2 separate regions of the Homo sapiens genome follow, and region 2 is linked to region 1. A link is an interaction called in ENCODE POLR2A ChIA-PET data of the cell type or tissue named here. Cell type or tissue: Panc1. All regions are shown on one strand. Links, peaks and the distances in the headings refer to the core of each region. The heading gives the core; the rest is flanking DNA.

The links. ChIA-PET counts read pairs that join two places held together with the same protein. Peaks named below come from ENCODE experiments on the same cell type or tissue, not always from the same donor. Only the 100,000 strongest peaks of a DNase experiment are listed, where the experiment ranks them.
Region 2: POLR2A ChIA-PET joins it to region 1 with 5 read pairs; 2 of 35 experiments call an interaction of 5 or more read pairs at or near these places.

Annotation. Positions count from the first base shown.
Region 1 is chr1:212,037,502-212,045,210 of GRCh38, reverse strand. DTL (denticleless E3 ubiquitin protein ligase adapter) reads right to left here. Exons shown (of 15, transcript NM_016448.4): 2 at 2,093-2,218; 3 at 453-551. Among named protein-coding and RNA genes, the nearest start is that of DTL, 5.6 kb to the right of the region's middle. In Panc1, for the core only: no CTCF peak of the experiment used is centred there; a DNase peak (open chromatin) is centred at 4,445; H3K4me3 peaks cover 930 bases; H3K27ac peaks cover 2,932 bases.
Region 2 is chr1:212,263,638-212,271,346 of GRCh38, reverse strand. The region is part of intron 1 of LINC02608 (long intergenic non-protein coding RNA 2608); the gene reads left to right. Among named protein-coding and RNA genes, the nearest start is that of LINC02608, 18 kb to the left of the region's middle. In Panc1, for the core only: no CTCF peak of the experiment used is centred there; no DNase peak of the experiment used is centred there; H3K27me3 peaks cover 812 bases.

The sequences.
Region 1 (7,709 bases), core at 2,030-6,029:
TCTCATGTTATAATTTAATCCCCAAAGTTGGAAGTGGGACCTAATGGGAGGCATTTGGGTCATGGGGGTGGATCCCTCATGAACAGATTAACGCCCTCCCTAAGAGGTGAAAAGATGAGTGAGTTCTCACTCTATTAGTTCCCTGGAGAGCTGATTGTTAAAAAAGAGCTTGGTAGTACACCCTTCTCTTGCCATGTGACCTCTGTATTCATGGGCTCCTCTTTGCCTTCTGCCAGGAGTGGGGGCAGCCTGAGGCCTTCACCAGATGTCTACTATTCTAGCCAGCAGAATCACACACCAAGTAAACTTTTTCTATATAAACTACCCAGTCTCAGTTATTCCTTTATAGCAACAGAAGACAGACTAAAACAGAATGTGTTCAAATAATAATATACTTGAGGATGTGTAAAGTTTTTTAAATGTTAAAACAAAAATTGTAGACCTAGACTTACCTTTGAAGCACTTCTTTCTGAAACTTTGTGATTCTGTGTTATACAATCGAACAAAGCCTTCTTCATTGGCAACTGCTAGTACATGTTCCATATTGGGAGCTAAAGCAGAAATAAAGAAAAAAATATATAGAGTAACACAATTTTTTTTTTTTTTTTCAGACGGAGTCTTGCTCTGTCACCCAGACTGGAGTGCAATAGTGCAGTTTGGCTCACTGCAACCTCCACCTCCTGGGTTCAAGTGATTCTCCTGCCTCAGCATCCCAAGTAGGTGGGATTACAGGCATGCGCCACCACGCCCAGCTAATTTTGTATTTTTACTAGAGATGGGGTTTCACCATGCTGGTCAGGCTGCTCTCGAACTCCTGACCTCAAGTGATCCACCCACCTCAGCCTCCCAAAGTGCTGGGATTACAGGCGTGAGCCACCATGCCTAGCTACAAAAATTTTTAAGCTTACTCAAAACCACCAAAATTTTCTTCAGATAATCTCTTATTTAGAGAAGGGCTAAATCGAGGGTAGTACTTAAAACAAGAGTGGTACTGGCCAATGGCAAACAAAGGCATATGATGATGTAGGCTGCCAGCAGGCTGAGTCTATTAGTTTTTTTAACCATATTTTTATTTACTTATTTTTACCACAATCATGACTATGTAATAGTCTATTAGTTTTTGAGAGACAGTCTCGCTATGTCACCTAGGCAGGAATGCAGTGGCGTGATCTCAGCTCACTGCAACTTCCGCCTCCCAGGTTCAAGCGATTCTCTTGCATCAGCCTCCCCAGTAGCTGGGACTACAGGCATGCACCACCATGCCCGGCTAATTTTTATAAGGAGTCTATTAGTTTTAAATTTCCTTGTCACAACTTTTTCTTTCCTCTCAAACTATTATGGGTGGAGACAAATACTTCTATTTCTTTTTTTTTTTTTTTTTTGGAGATGAAGTCTCACTGTCACCCAGGCTAGAATGCAATGGCACGATCTTGGCTCACTGCAACCTCTGCCTCTCAGGTTCAAGTGAGTCTCTTGTCTCAGCATCCCAAGTAGCTGGGATTACAGGGGTGCGCCACCACGCCCAGCTGATTTTTTGCAATTTTAGTAGAGATGGGATTTCACCATGTTGGCCAGGCTGCCTTGAACTCCTGACCTCAAGTGATCCACCCGCCTTGGCCTCCCAAAGTTCGGGGATTACAAGTGTGAGCCACTGTGCCCAGACCTACCTTGGCGTCCTAAAGTGCTGGGATTTTAGGTGTGAGCCACTGAGCCTGGCTGAAGTACTTCTATTTCTGTTCATATATTCCCCAATGAGTCACAGAAAGATACATTCAACCAGATCAAAGGGTATGTATCTACTGGATAAAACAGTTTTCATAGTAGCTGAACCTTTGCAACCCCTTCCTTATATTGATTTTTTAAAAATAGTGCTATAATAGTCCTATGCTTTAGAGGAAATATAGTTATGCTAATGATGTATAGAGATTAAGAAAAGTCTATTTTATAAATCAGAAGATAACAGTTTTTACAAAAACTCTAACATCCACCTAATTTACTTTTCTTTGAAAGGGAAATACTCTAGTATATTTTCCCTATAAGTGTGAAATAGATCATTTCTGTCCAAGCCTTGCCTAGATAGTAATTCTCTTACCAGAAGAGAAGGTACATCCAAAAGGAGGAACTGGGACTCCTGTTTCTCCATAAGAAGTGTGTTCATCATTACCACTGCACTGATAACCAGTCAGAAGGGATTGAAGAGGGTATTGTGAAGACCATCCTAAAACAAGATAATTCCTTATAGAATTCCAATACAGCATCACATTTCAGCATTTTTAACAAATTCAGAGGTAAATATTTGTCCTTAAGAAACTTTAGATATTAACATAGATCCACTTACTATTAATATCTATGGAAGACACCATTTCTGTTATTTCATTAAGGAGTCCTAAGGAAAAAATGAAAGAGCACTTCCAACTTCTGGGGAGGTATAGCTTTGGGCTTACTATCTAAAATGGAGACTCTCACTAGTACATTGAGATTAGAAGAAACAAGAGGCCTCTGCATATTAAGAAAGATCTTCCCCCTTCTCCTACCAAAGAGACAACCACAAAAGCATTCCATTAAAACTGCTATCCCCTTCAATTAAATTCTTATTCCAGAACATCATACAAAATCCAATGGTCAAAGAGCCAAAGAAAATAATATGTCAATGCAGCTACTATAGCCAGTAACATATTCACCAAATTTACTTCTGTTTTCCTTTAGTGCTGAAATTGTAGGAATCTAAAATGTCAATAGCAGCAATTATAGTACCTTAAATTATATTAGAGAAATTGTAAAGTGAAGTGTTATGTACCTACCCCTAGAAAACATTTAATTAGCCCTGGCTAGTGGTAGTGGGTCAGGGAGTCTTTACAGGAGGTCTTGAAAGATGGGTAAATTTTCACTGAATTTAGAACAGAGAACAAGAGACTCAGGGTAGAAGAAAAGTTTATTCTGCTTGGGTCAGAGGTCTAATGTGCACTATGCTCCTACATAGTAAAGACATCTTCAGAGATTTGTTTTTATTATACTGATTTGTGATCAAGACATTTTAAATATATAAAATAAACATTCATTCAACAAGTAATTACTGAAAACCAAATGTTCAATAAGCATTGGAGGAAACACTGAGTTTACAATCTATTGAAAGCATCTTAAATAATTAACAAACTCACATTTTAGGGTACTCTGAATCCTCACTTTTCATCAAAAGTACTATGTGGAGAATACATCTTAGCCTGACATAACCTCAGACAAATCTACATTTGGATGTTCATAGACATAATCTGAATGAATCAACAGAAGGGCACCAAAGAAATTTAATCCAAATTTAATTAGTTCTGGGGCCATCACGTCATAATTTCAGCATCACATATCATTGTAAAGGAGCTGTTAAAGACCACTAAAAGAATGCAATAGGCCGGGCGCGGTCTCTCACACCTGTAATCCCAGCACTTCGGGAGGCAGAGGCAGGCGGACCACGAGGTCAGGAGATCGAGACCATCCTGGCTAACACGGTGAAACCCCGTCTCTACTAAAAATACATAAAAAAAAAATTAGCCAGGCGTGGTGGCAGGCGCCTGTAGTCCCAGCTACTCGGAGGCTGAGGCAGGAGAATAGAGTGAACCTGGGAGGCGGAGCGTGCCGCGAGCTGAGACCTCGCCACTGCACTCCAGCCTGGGCAACACAGCGACACTCCGTCCCCACCCCCCACCCCCCCGCCAAAAATGCAATAGTTATGTTGAGGTCACAAGTATTAACCTACGGAATAAGTGTGTAAAAACAAAAGCCTCTGTTCAAAGGTTATGTAAATATACACGTTTTGGAATTAAAAAAAAAAATCAACTGCAAAATAAAAACTCAAAAGGGACTTTTGAACAACTTGGTTGAAATGAAGATGATACACTCCAAAAAACCTACAATTTTTTACAATTAAACAATGACTCTTTAACTCTGCCTCACTGCCTATAATTAACATCCAAACACCAATGAATGGTGAGTGATTGGTCCTTGCCTACCCCTCTACTTATGCAATCCCTGCAATACACACTTCACTGATGAACCACCCTAAGCTACTTTTGGATCCTTATTGTGTTATGAACATGAAACTGTAATGCTTTCCTCCACAACACATTTGGAAAAAGCTATTATTTCCTCATTGTACAACTTAAGCCCCTGGAGTTACATGCACATATTCCAAGTAGTATACAAGAACATGAGAGTTTTCAGAGACTCAATTTCCAGATACAGTAGTTACCCCTCACCCGTGGTTTCGCTTTTTGTGGTTTCAGTTGCCTATAGTCAACAACGGTCTGAAACTATTAAACTGAAAATTCCAGAAATAAACAATTCATGTTTTAAATTGTGTGCCATTTTGAGTGGCAAGAAAATTTCACACTGTCCTACCCTGACCTGTCCAGGATATGAATCATCCCTGTGTCCAGAGTAGCAGTGCCATAGACGTTACCTGCTCTTTAGTCACTTAGCTGCTGTGTCTGTCACATAGTTGGGAGTAGTAGCCTAATGTTATATCACATAGAAGCTGCTTTGTCTGTCACATAGTTGGAAGTAGTAGCCTAATGTTATATCACAGTGCCTGCCTACGTCATTCATCTCACTTCATCTCTTCATGTTGTAGGTATTATATCATCTCACATCATCATGAGAAGGGCAAGTATATAGCACCATGAGATATTCCGAGAGGCCACCTTCACATAACTTTTATTACAGAATATCGTTATAATTGTTCTATGTTATTATTAGTTATTGTTAATCTCTTACTGTGCCTAAACTTAATCATAGGTATGTGTCTGTATAGTAAAAAACACAGCATACATAGGGTTGGGTCTTGGAACATATCCTTCAAGGATAAGGAGGTACTACTGTACTCAACTACGATATACAGTCATATGCCATGTAATGGCATTTTGGCCAAAGACAGACCGCATACACAATGGTAGTCTTACAACATTATAATGGAGCTTAAAAATTCCTATTGTGTCTTAGTTTTTAACAAAAGGTTTGAAAAGTTAAGAAAAGAAAAACATTTAAAATAAAAAAACTTATAGAATAAGAATATGAAGAAATAAAATATTTTGTACAATTATACAATGTGTCTGTGCTTTATGCTACCTGTTACCACAAGGGTCAAAAAGTTAAAAAATTTAAGATGTTTGTAAGTTTAAAAGTTACAGTAAGCTAAGGTTAATTTATTATTGAAGAAAGTATTTTTTAATCAATTTAATGCAGCCTAAGTATAGAGTGTTTATAAAGTCTACAGTAGTATAATGTCCCAGGTCTTCGTGCTGACTGACTACTCACTCACTGATTCACTCACAGCAACCCCCAGTCCTGCAAGCTCCCATTCATAGTAAGCACCCTCCACAGGTGTTACCATTTTTTATCTTTTATATCCTATTTTTACTGAACCTTTTCTATGTTTAAATACACAAATACTTACCATTGTGTTACAGTTGCCTACGGTATTCAATACAGTAATATGCTACACAGGTTTATAGCCTAGGAAAAATATATAGCTTAGGTGTGTAGTAGTTACACTATCTAGCTTTGTGTTTATACTCTGTGATGTTTGCACAATGATAAAATCACCTAATGATGCATTTCTCAAAATGTTATCTCCATTTATAAGCAATTGGATGACTATATACGCATTTCTAAAACTCACCTGTCTGAAAAACCTGATGTCTCTGAGAAGGTTGAGGTACCACTTTTTCCCTTTCCCTTCATCACTTCCTTTCTTCCACTTTATAAAAGAAAGGCATTCCCGTGCCCCAATCTTAAACCTTGCACTGATCCAAAGAATAAAAACTTTTGGGTATCAAATATTTTTAAATAAAAACAAATAAACTGGTGGAACCTTAACTAAGAGATAATTAAATAATTCCTTCAATAAAGGGACCATAAACACCCAAATTCATCTCTTTAAAAAGATGGACTTCCAATAAAATTTTACTTTTGGTTAATAATTATCAAAATTGGTAATCTATATTGTTTTAATCAATCATATAGTACTAATAATTGAATTGAAAATTCAATCCATAAAGAAGTTTTAATACTTGGAGGCTTATGACAGAAAACAGCAATTTAAACACATTTTTTGACACAGAAGGGTATGACAGAGTGATCAGTAAAAGAGCTTTTCAAGCATAAAATTAAATTACATTAGGAGAAATTCTGTAGGAGAAATGAAATGGAAATAAATTCAAGAGGAAAAAGCAGCTATATGGAATGTCCAGCAGATAAAGAGGAGTTTGTATTTTTCTAAAAAATGGATGATGTGATTATCAAATCACTATAGTATTTAAATTATATTAGATACACTTAAAGGAGTGATATAGCATTTTTATTTTTAAAATGTCAATATTCCCAATATGGTCAGAAATTATATTCTTTGCATTTGTTTAAGTTTATAATAAAAACTTTTAGATATCAATTTAAAAATACACAGAAGAGTAATCAGATTTCCATTTTAGAAGGATCATTAGCAGCAATGTGGAGAATAAACCGAAGACAGACAAACTAGGAGGCCATCTGGGAGACTTCTTACAATCCAGACAAGAAGGCATTAGGGCCCAACCTAGGGAAATGGAATAGTAAAAATAGAACACATCCAGCATACAGTAAAGATGCATAATCATAACAGATAAAGAAGAGAGGATGGATTCAAGAGATTTTAACGAAATGTTTTGAATGTGTAACTGTGAGGAAGATGAAGAAGTCTTTAATTTACTCAGGTTTCTGGCAGGTTTAAATAATGAGGCCACTCTCTAAAATTGGTAATATTGCAGGTTTGGGGGAAAAGCTGAGTTCAGTTTTGGGTATTTGAGTTTGAGATGCTTGTGGGATTGACCGTCTAGGTGCTAATCAACCCACACAGCTTTTATAGAAATGAATCTCAGGTACAGGAAGTCTTCCAATAACATAATTTTGTACAATGTCATTTCGTTATACTGTTCATGAGGAAAAAATCAATTCCTGTTTGAGGCCATTGGCCGTGTGGAGTTTGTACATGCTCTTCCCATGTTCATAGGGGTTTTCTCCAGGTACTCTGGTTTCCTCCCACATGCCAAAGATGTGTATGTTAGGTTCACTGGTGTGTCTACATGGTCCCAGTAGACAATGAGTGTGTGTGAGTGCTTCCTGTGATGAAATAGTGTCTGGTCTAGAGCTGGTTTCCACCTTGTACCATGAGCTGCCAGGATAGGCTCCGGGCACCCACAGCCCTGAGCTGGAATAAGTGTGTCAGAAAATGAATGAATACAAATCATTGTAAAATAAAAATGGGTAAACTTTACAATAATCATACAAATGAATGACAATAAACGATTTGGTATGAAAGGGCTCAGTGAGCTGCCATATTTGTGATTGTTTTTGACCTGGGTGGTGGTAGGAGGTGCTCCTTCCAATTTTCACTTTGCAAACATTTATTCCTTGATTTAGCCCACCACCACTATGACCGAGGTCACTCGCTGATACACCAAAACTTGGATAATTATCTCACCTGTTTTTATTAATCTTTCTCAAATATATGTATAGCACACAATTATTTCAACATTTAATATTAAAAGTACTTTGAGTCTTTCTTTAGAAGTTCGGTGGTGTTTGTGTGACCAAAATATGCCACTGAAACAATTCTTATTTATATCAAGTAGCCTATGGTAGAGTTAGTTTAGTTATACACTGTTTTCCCTAAAGTCACAGTTTCC
Region 2 (7,709 bases), core at 1,989-5,988, 230 kb before region 1:
GTACTTAATTCTTCAAGTAATGGGAAGCTATTGAAGACTTTGGGGCAGGACAGCAATTGATTAGACTTTGATCTAAGAGGTTTAATCTCACATCTGTTAACTGGGAGGAAAAGAGGGTAGAAGCTACAGGCAGGGCAAAATTTTAGACATGTGTTTAACATGTCTGTGCACTCTCTGAATAAAGATGCTCATTAACACTTGGAATGAGGGTCTGATATTCAGGAAAAAGGTATGGTTAAGGTTCTTTGTAGCCTTAGTTTCTTTACTCTGAGGACTGTTTTGGTAATCAGAAGATAATGCTTTGAAAAACACTTACAACAGTTCCTGACTCATAATGGGCATGTGAGACAGATGTGATGGTACTTGAGGCGGTGGTAGCATCAGTAGTAGTTGCACAGTTAGTTCTTCCTTGTAACCCTTTTGTTCTTCCCAGAATTCTGCCATGAGTTCAGGCAACAAAACCAAATGGCAAACTCTTGCTGTAGCCAGAATTGCCCTTCTCCTAAGAGGATCATGGCTGTATATTGAGTCAAGCAGTTGTACTGGCTCCTTTTTCTCCCCACCCCCGTAAGATAACCACTCTACTGGGAAAACGCTTAGCCCCTGGCAAAGAGTCCTGTTGAGTGTCTCTTTGTTTTGTCTGTTGCATTCAGACACAGAAGCTCAGAAAAGCTATAACCCTGGATGGAAGAATGAGTGGAGCTAAAAACATGTAAAATACTTTTTATTGTTTAGGGATATATAGTGCATGTAAATGTATGCATGCACACACAATTTTATATATATATGTATATATTCCGAAACATTCCTGTATATATAATGGGAATTGAAAACACCAAATTCGAAAACTGGTTACTTCCTAGAAGGAAGGCAGGAAGGAAAATATAAATGAGAGGGATACACTGAGGGTTTCGGCTATATCTGAATGCTTTTTTTTTTTCAGCTAGATGTTGGATTGATATATGTTTATTATATTATTCTCTACAGTTTGTATGTAGGAAATGATGTGTATGTATAATATATATTTTTTTAATTTTGGAATGAGGAAAGTAGGGTCTATATATTTTAGAAATGATGAGCTTGAGCTGATATTTGGGCACTTACAAAAGGGGAAATTGAATATGGAGCAAGTCTTTTTCAGCATGCACTTGATCCAGCCAGCAGATGACTGCAAAGCCTCATGCACCAAAGTAGGAATCCCCAAAAGGAGCTGAATAATGGAGAGCCTCAAGCACTACCCCCAGAGATTACCCATCACAGGAAAAGTGACACTGAAGTAGCACCAGCAGAGGAAAGCTAGAGGAACAGATGGGTTGCTGTAACAAAACAAGGGAAATGTAATTCCTTAGATGCTTGAGGGGAAAAAGCATAGACTAGGAAGTAATCTGTCAGTAGCAGCAGGGAAGAAAGAAAGAGAAGACACTTGGACTTCTCTGGAAAATACCTGTATTGACTTATCAAGAACAATTCCAGCAGTGCAAAAACTGATTGCTATGAAGAAACTTCAACTTCCAGACATGAAAATTAACTGGAATTTGACTTGCCCTCTCACCGGTAACAACTAGAAAATTGGCCATAATGTATGAAACAGTTGTTTTCATTGGACAATACACAGTGAGGAATTGTGATCCCTGAGAAAAGAGAAAGAAATGAAAAGATCCCTACAATATTCCTGGCTTTCTGCCTGGAGGCACTTTCCAGACCACAAAGAAGGGGACCCAAGTAGACATGACAATCTTGCTATGAGGAGGACAAAAAAGATCAGAGTTTGAGGAGACTGAGGAGGCTGGAATTTGTGAGGCAGAATACCAGAGAAGACAGAGGTATGCAGAGAAAGAGCTCCAGAAATCTTGAGCCCCCTTGAGTCCATGCAACTCCATGACACTGGGCAAAAATAAATAACTAAAAAAACTCTTAGGGAGCTGTAAGCTAAACAATTTCCTGAGCTCCCACTGGGCTGGGAAACATTCTAGTTCCAACCAGGGAGAATGGAGAGACCTTGTTGAACCCCTGTGGCATTCAGAAAAGACCCCAGAAGGGCTTCATGTATATGCAGTAGGGCAAAACTAGCCCTAAAGTAAAGGCTACTCTAGACCTTCCCTAACCAATCTTAAAAGCAAGCATCAAAAAAGATCAAACTGATCTGCTAGTTTTGACCAGACACCAAGCCATATAGAAATCCAGTATCCAACATCCAATCAAAAATTACTAGATATCCAAAGAAGAAGGAAAATGTGGTTCATAAACGAGAGAAAAAAAATCAGTTAACAGAAACAGACCCAGAAATAATAGAAGAATATGCAATTGGGTAACAAGAACTATAAAAAAAGCTATTGTCAATATGTTTAAGAATTTAAAGGAAAACATAAAAATGTTGAGCAAAATTGCAACTATAAAACAGAATACAATGGAATTTCTAGAGCTGAAAAGTACAATATCTGAAATAAAACATTTATTGAATGGGCTTAACAGCAGCTTAAGTAATGAAGAAGAAAAGATCAGTGGACTTGAACATATAGCAACAGTAACTATCCATATGGCAGAGAGGATGAAAACTAGAAGAAAAGAGAAAAAGACAGGTTAGGCACATTGGCCCATGCCTGTAATCCCAGCACTTTGGGAGGCCGAGGCAGGAGGATCACTTGAGGCCAGGAGTTTGAGACCAGCCTAGCCAACATGGTGAAACCCTGTCTCTACTAAAAATAACAAAAAAATTAGCTGGGCGTGGCAGCATGCACCTGTAGTCCCAGCTACTTGGGAGGCTGAGGCATGAAAATCACTTGAACCTGAGAGGCGGAGGTTGCAGTGAGCCAAGATTGCCCCACTGCACTCCAGCCTGGGGAACAGAGTGAGATAGCCCATTCAATGAATTTTTAATTTCAGATATTGTACTTTTCAACTCTAGAAATTCCATTGTATTCTTTTTTATAGTTTCCATTTTGTTCCTCAACATTTTTTATGTTTTCCCTTAAATTCTTAAACATATTGACAATAGTTTTTTTATAGTTCTTGTTACCCAATCGCATATTCTCCTATCAAAAAAAAAAAAAAAGACAAATAGAACATCAGTTACCCATGAGAAAAAGTCAAATGGTCTAAAATAGTGTCACTAAAATCCTAAAAGAGGGCTGAGAGAACAGAAATACTATTTGAAGAAATAATGGCAGAACATTTTTCAAATTTGATGAAAACTATAAACTCACACATTCAAGAAATCCAACAAACCCCAAGTAGAATAAAAATCAATTTAGGTAGAAAGTGCATTCTGAGTATTTTTAATAATGGAGTGATTTTCTGAATGGACTGGACCTAAAGGCACTAGTCCAGGGAGGAGAGGGAAAGGTTTGCAAAACGTAGGGAACTGTACAACTTGTGAAAAAATAGAAACCCACCTAGAAGGCACAAACACTAAAAGAAAAGAGAAGAGATGGGCCATCTGGAGGAACCAAATACTGGAAGGTGCAGACAAACTGCAGAGTAAGGAGAGAAACTCATGAGAATAAAAGAATAGAAGGGCATCTCCAGCTTTCAGCCTTTCCTCTTACCTCATTTTTGGACAACGGTCATCTCAGAACTGAACTTGAAGCTCCATTCTTTTCTGCTTTTTCTTGCTTTTATTGAGCCTAGGTCTTTGTGTGTCCTTGGACCACAACTATCAGAAGTGGTTTATGCTTCACTTGTCTCCTTTCACTTCTCAGTAGACCCGTGCCTCTCCTTTCAGCCTCTTACTTGCCTGGAGTCTTGGTTGGATCTCTTGACCCAGTTTATAGACCTTGAACCTGGGAGGCCACAAGGATGTCTCCTAGCAGCCAGAACTCCTTGCTTGAGAGGCAATGAGGGGTAGAGGAAGGGATACTGACTTAGAATCAAGATTTGAATCATAGCTCAGCTTCTGCCACTAAGAGACATTCTAGAGCTGTGTTGTCGAATATATGTTAGCCACTAGACAAATGTGGCTACTGAGCATTTGAAATGTGACTAGTGTGACTGAGGAATTGAATTTTATATTTAATTTTAATCAAAAACCTGAGACACTGAAAATCATTTTTCCATTAAACACAGTGTGGAAAATATTGTTACATTGTAACAATAATATAAATAATTAATATAAACAATAATATAAATAATATATAACAATAATATAAATAATTAAAATGCATATTTTAATTTTAATTATTATATAATAAACTAGGTTTTTAGTTTAAAAAGTGAGTATGGAAAATTTTTAATATTTAAAATGAAGACATTCTACCGATACAGAATTGAATAGGGATTCAGTAGCTAATAAGTACTTTGACTGGGACCGTAAAGAAAAGAGACTGGGCTGTGCACAGTGGCTCACGCCTGTAATCCCAGCACTTTGGGAGGATGAGGCGGGCAGATCCCCTGAGATCAGGAGTTCGAGACCAGCCTGGCCAAGATGGTGAAGCCCTATACCAAAATAGTCTCTACTAAAAATACAAAAATTAGCCAGACATGGGGGCACGCGCCTGTAATCCCAGCTACTCAGGAGGCTGAGACAGGAGAATCCCTTGAACCCAGAAGGTGGAGGTTGCAGTGAGCCTAGATTGTGCCACTGCCACTGCATTCCAGCCTGGGCGACAGAGCAAGACTCTGTCTCAAAAAGAAGGAAAAGAAAAGAGACTGGCAGGGTGCGGTGGCTCATGCCTATAATACCAGCATTTTGGGAGGCTGAGACAGGAGGATCGTTTGAGCCTCGGAGTTTGAGACCAGCCTGGGCAACATAATGAAACCCCATATCTACAAAAAATACAAAAAGTTAGCCAGGCATGGTGATGCACACCTGTAGTCCCAGCTACTTGGGAGGCAGAGGTGGGAGGATCGCTGGATCCTAGGAAGTTGAGGATGCAGTGAACCATGATTGGGGCACTGCAATCCAGCCTGGGCGACACAGCAGACACTGTCTCAACAAAAAAGAGACTGGAAGAAGTCAAGTCACAAATTTACAAAGTGAACAGCAATTGCAATTTGCTGCAGCAGAGCAAAATTTAAAAGCTGTTTATTTTATTTAAAAATATAAAGTAAACAGGCCGGGTGCGGTGGCTCACACCTGTACTCCCAGCACTTTGGGAGGCTGAGGCAGGTGGATCACTTCAGGAAAGGAGTTCGAGACCAGCCTGGCCAACATGGCGAAACCCCGTCTCTACTAAAAATACAAAAATTAGCCAGGCATGGAGCACACGCCTGTACTCCCAGCTACTTGGGAGGCTGAGGCAGGCTTGAACCCAGGAGGCAGAGGTTGCAGTAAGCCAAGATGGCACCAATGCAATCCAGCCTGGGCAACAGAGCAAGACTCCATCCCCCCACCCAAAAAAAGAAGTAAACAATAGTATGAGACATTTTCAGCAAATATATAGTGAACTTGGTAAGACATTTACTCTCAGCAGTTAAAAAAGAATTAATATTGGTTGCCTGAAATTAGAATTATATGCCCAACAAATATTTTAAACAATTTTTCGCGGTATCTGAGCATATAATGTTGGCCTACTATAAGATGACATAGATTCTTACACAAAAAAGAAAGTCATTTTTAGATAGAGAGGTAATAAAAGAAATTATTATTTTAGTCATGGATATATTGGTGGAAAAGTATAAGAAAAAATGTAAAATATATTTTACAAAAAGTTAAAGCATAGTACAGCCATTACGGAAAACAGCACAGAGGTTCCTAAAACAATCAAAAAATAGAACTATCGTATGATCAAGCAACCCCATTTCTGGGTATATATCCAAAGGAAATGAAATCAGTATCTGAAAGAGATATCGGCACTTCATTCACTGCAGCATTATATGACCATTGATAGATGAATTGATAAAGAAAATATGATACACACACACAGGAATATTATTCAGCCTAAAAAATAAAAGAAAATCCTGTCATTTGTGACAACATAGATGAACCTGGAGGACATTATGCTAAGTGAAAAAAGCTAGACACAGAAAGGCAAATAATGTGTGACCTCACTTATGTGAAATCTAAAAAAGTCAAACATAAAAACAGTGGGTTGGCCAGGCATGGTGGCTCATGACTGTAATCCCAGCACTTTGGGAGGCCAAGGCTGCTGGATCACCTGAGGCCAGGAGTTCGAGACCAGCCTGGCCAATATGGTGAAACCCTATCTCTACTAAAAATACAAAAATTAGCTGGGTGTGGTGGCGTGTGCCTGTAGTCCCAGCTATTCAAGAGGCTGAGGCAGGAGAATCGCTGGAACCTGGGAGGCACAGGTTGCAGTGAGCCGAGATTGCGCCACTGCCCTCCAGCCTGGGCAACACAGCGAGACTCAGTCTGAAAAAAAAAAAAAAATAGGCCGGGCACGGTGGCTCACACCTGTAATTCCAGCACTTTGGGAGGCCAAGGCGGGTGGATCACAAGGTCAAGTGTTTGAGACCAGCCTGGCCAATGTGGTGAAACCCTGTCTCTACTAAAAAATACAAAAATTAGCTGGGTGTGGTGGCGCATGCCTGTAGTCCCAGCTACTCGGGAGGCTGAGGCAGGAGAATCGCTGGAACTTGGGAGGCAGAGGTTGCCGTGAGCCAAGATTGTGCCACTGCACTCCAGCCTGGGTGACAGAGCAAGACTCCATCTCAAAAAATAAATAAATAAATAAAATAATAACAATTAAAAATAAATAAAATAAAAACAGTGAGTTGAATGGTTGTTACCAGGGATGGAGGGTGAGGGAAATAGGGAGATACTGGTCAAAGGGTACAAACTTTCCTTTATAAGATCAATAAATTCTGAAGATCTAATGTATAGCATGATGACTATAGTTAATAATAATGTAGTGTATACTTAAAATTTGCTAACAGAGTTTATCTTAAGTGTTCTCACCACACACACAAAAAAGCGTTGTTATGTGAGGTGATAGGTATGTTAGCTTGATTGTGGTAGTCATTTCACAATATATACGTATATCAAATCATCGCATCATACATCTTAAATATATGCGATTTTTGTTAATTATACCTCAGTAAAACTGGGAGGAGGGGAATGAAAGCCCTTCAATTTAACCTGCCAAACAACTGCCTATTGAATACAAAATTTTTCTAACAATACCAAAGTTCAATTGATTTAAGTTTTGGAAAATTACAAGGACTTTCTTCTACTTTGAGAAGTTATATAAGAGGACCTGCTCAATTAATACTTTGAATGTGTTTTGTCTTAAAAGGACTTTCAAACTTATAAAAAACAAGTATTGCTATTTTGCAGCCTATTTAGTGAACTGACTGGTGTAGATGTTTTTGAGTCTTTTATTCCTGTCAAAGAAAACAGTCAGCTAGATATAACACAGATTCTATCACAAAGAAGGGTGCTCTGGCTATGTTAAATCAAAAGTCTAGATTTATTGCAATTTTAAAGCAAGAAACTGATATTTCTTCTATTACTTTGTTGCTCTTATACATATTGAAGATATTTATGTTCAGTTTTCTGAACAGTGTCATGATACAGTTGTTAAATATATGTGCAAATGCTATGAATCATCAGCTCGTAGAACTGTAGAAATACATAAAAGAAAGTAAATGTAATGATCTTGTGCTCTTTTCCAATGCCCATTGGTTGAGTAGTGGAGAGATCTTTACAAAGGTTTAATGTACTGTTAATTCTCATTTAAAATTTTCTTGAAACAAAAGGAATACTTTCCAAATATTTAATAATAAAAGACCAAAAACAGCAGTGTGATTTTGTT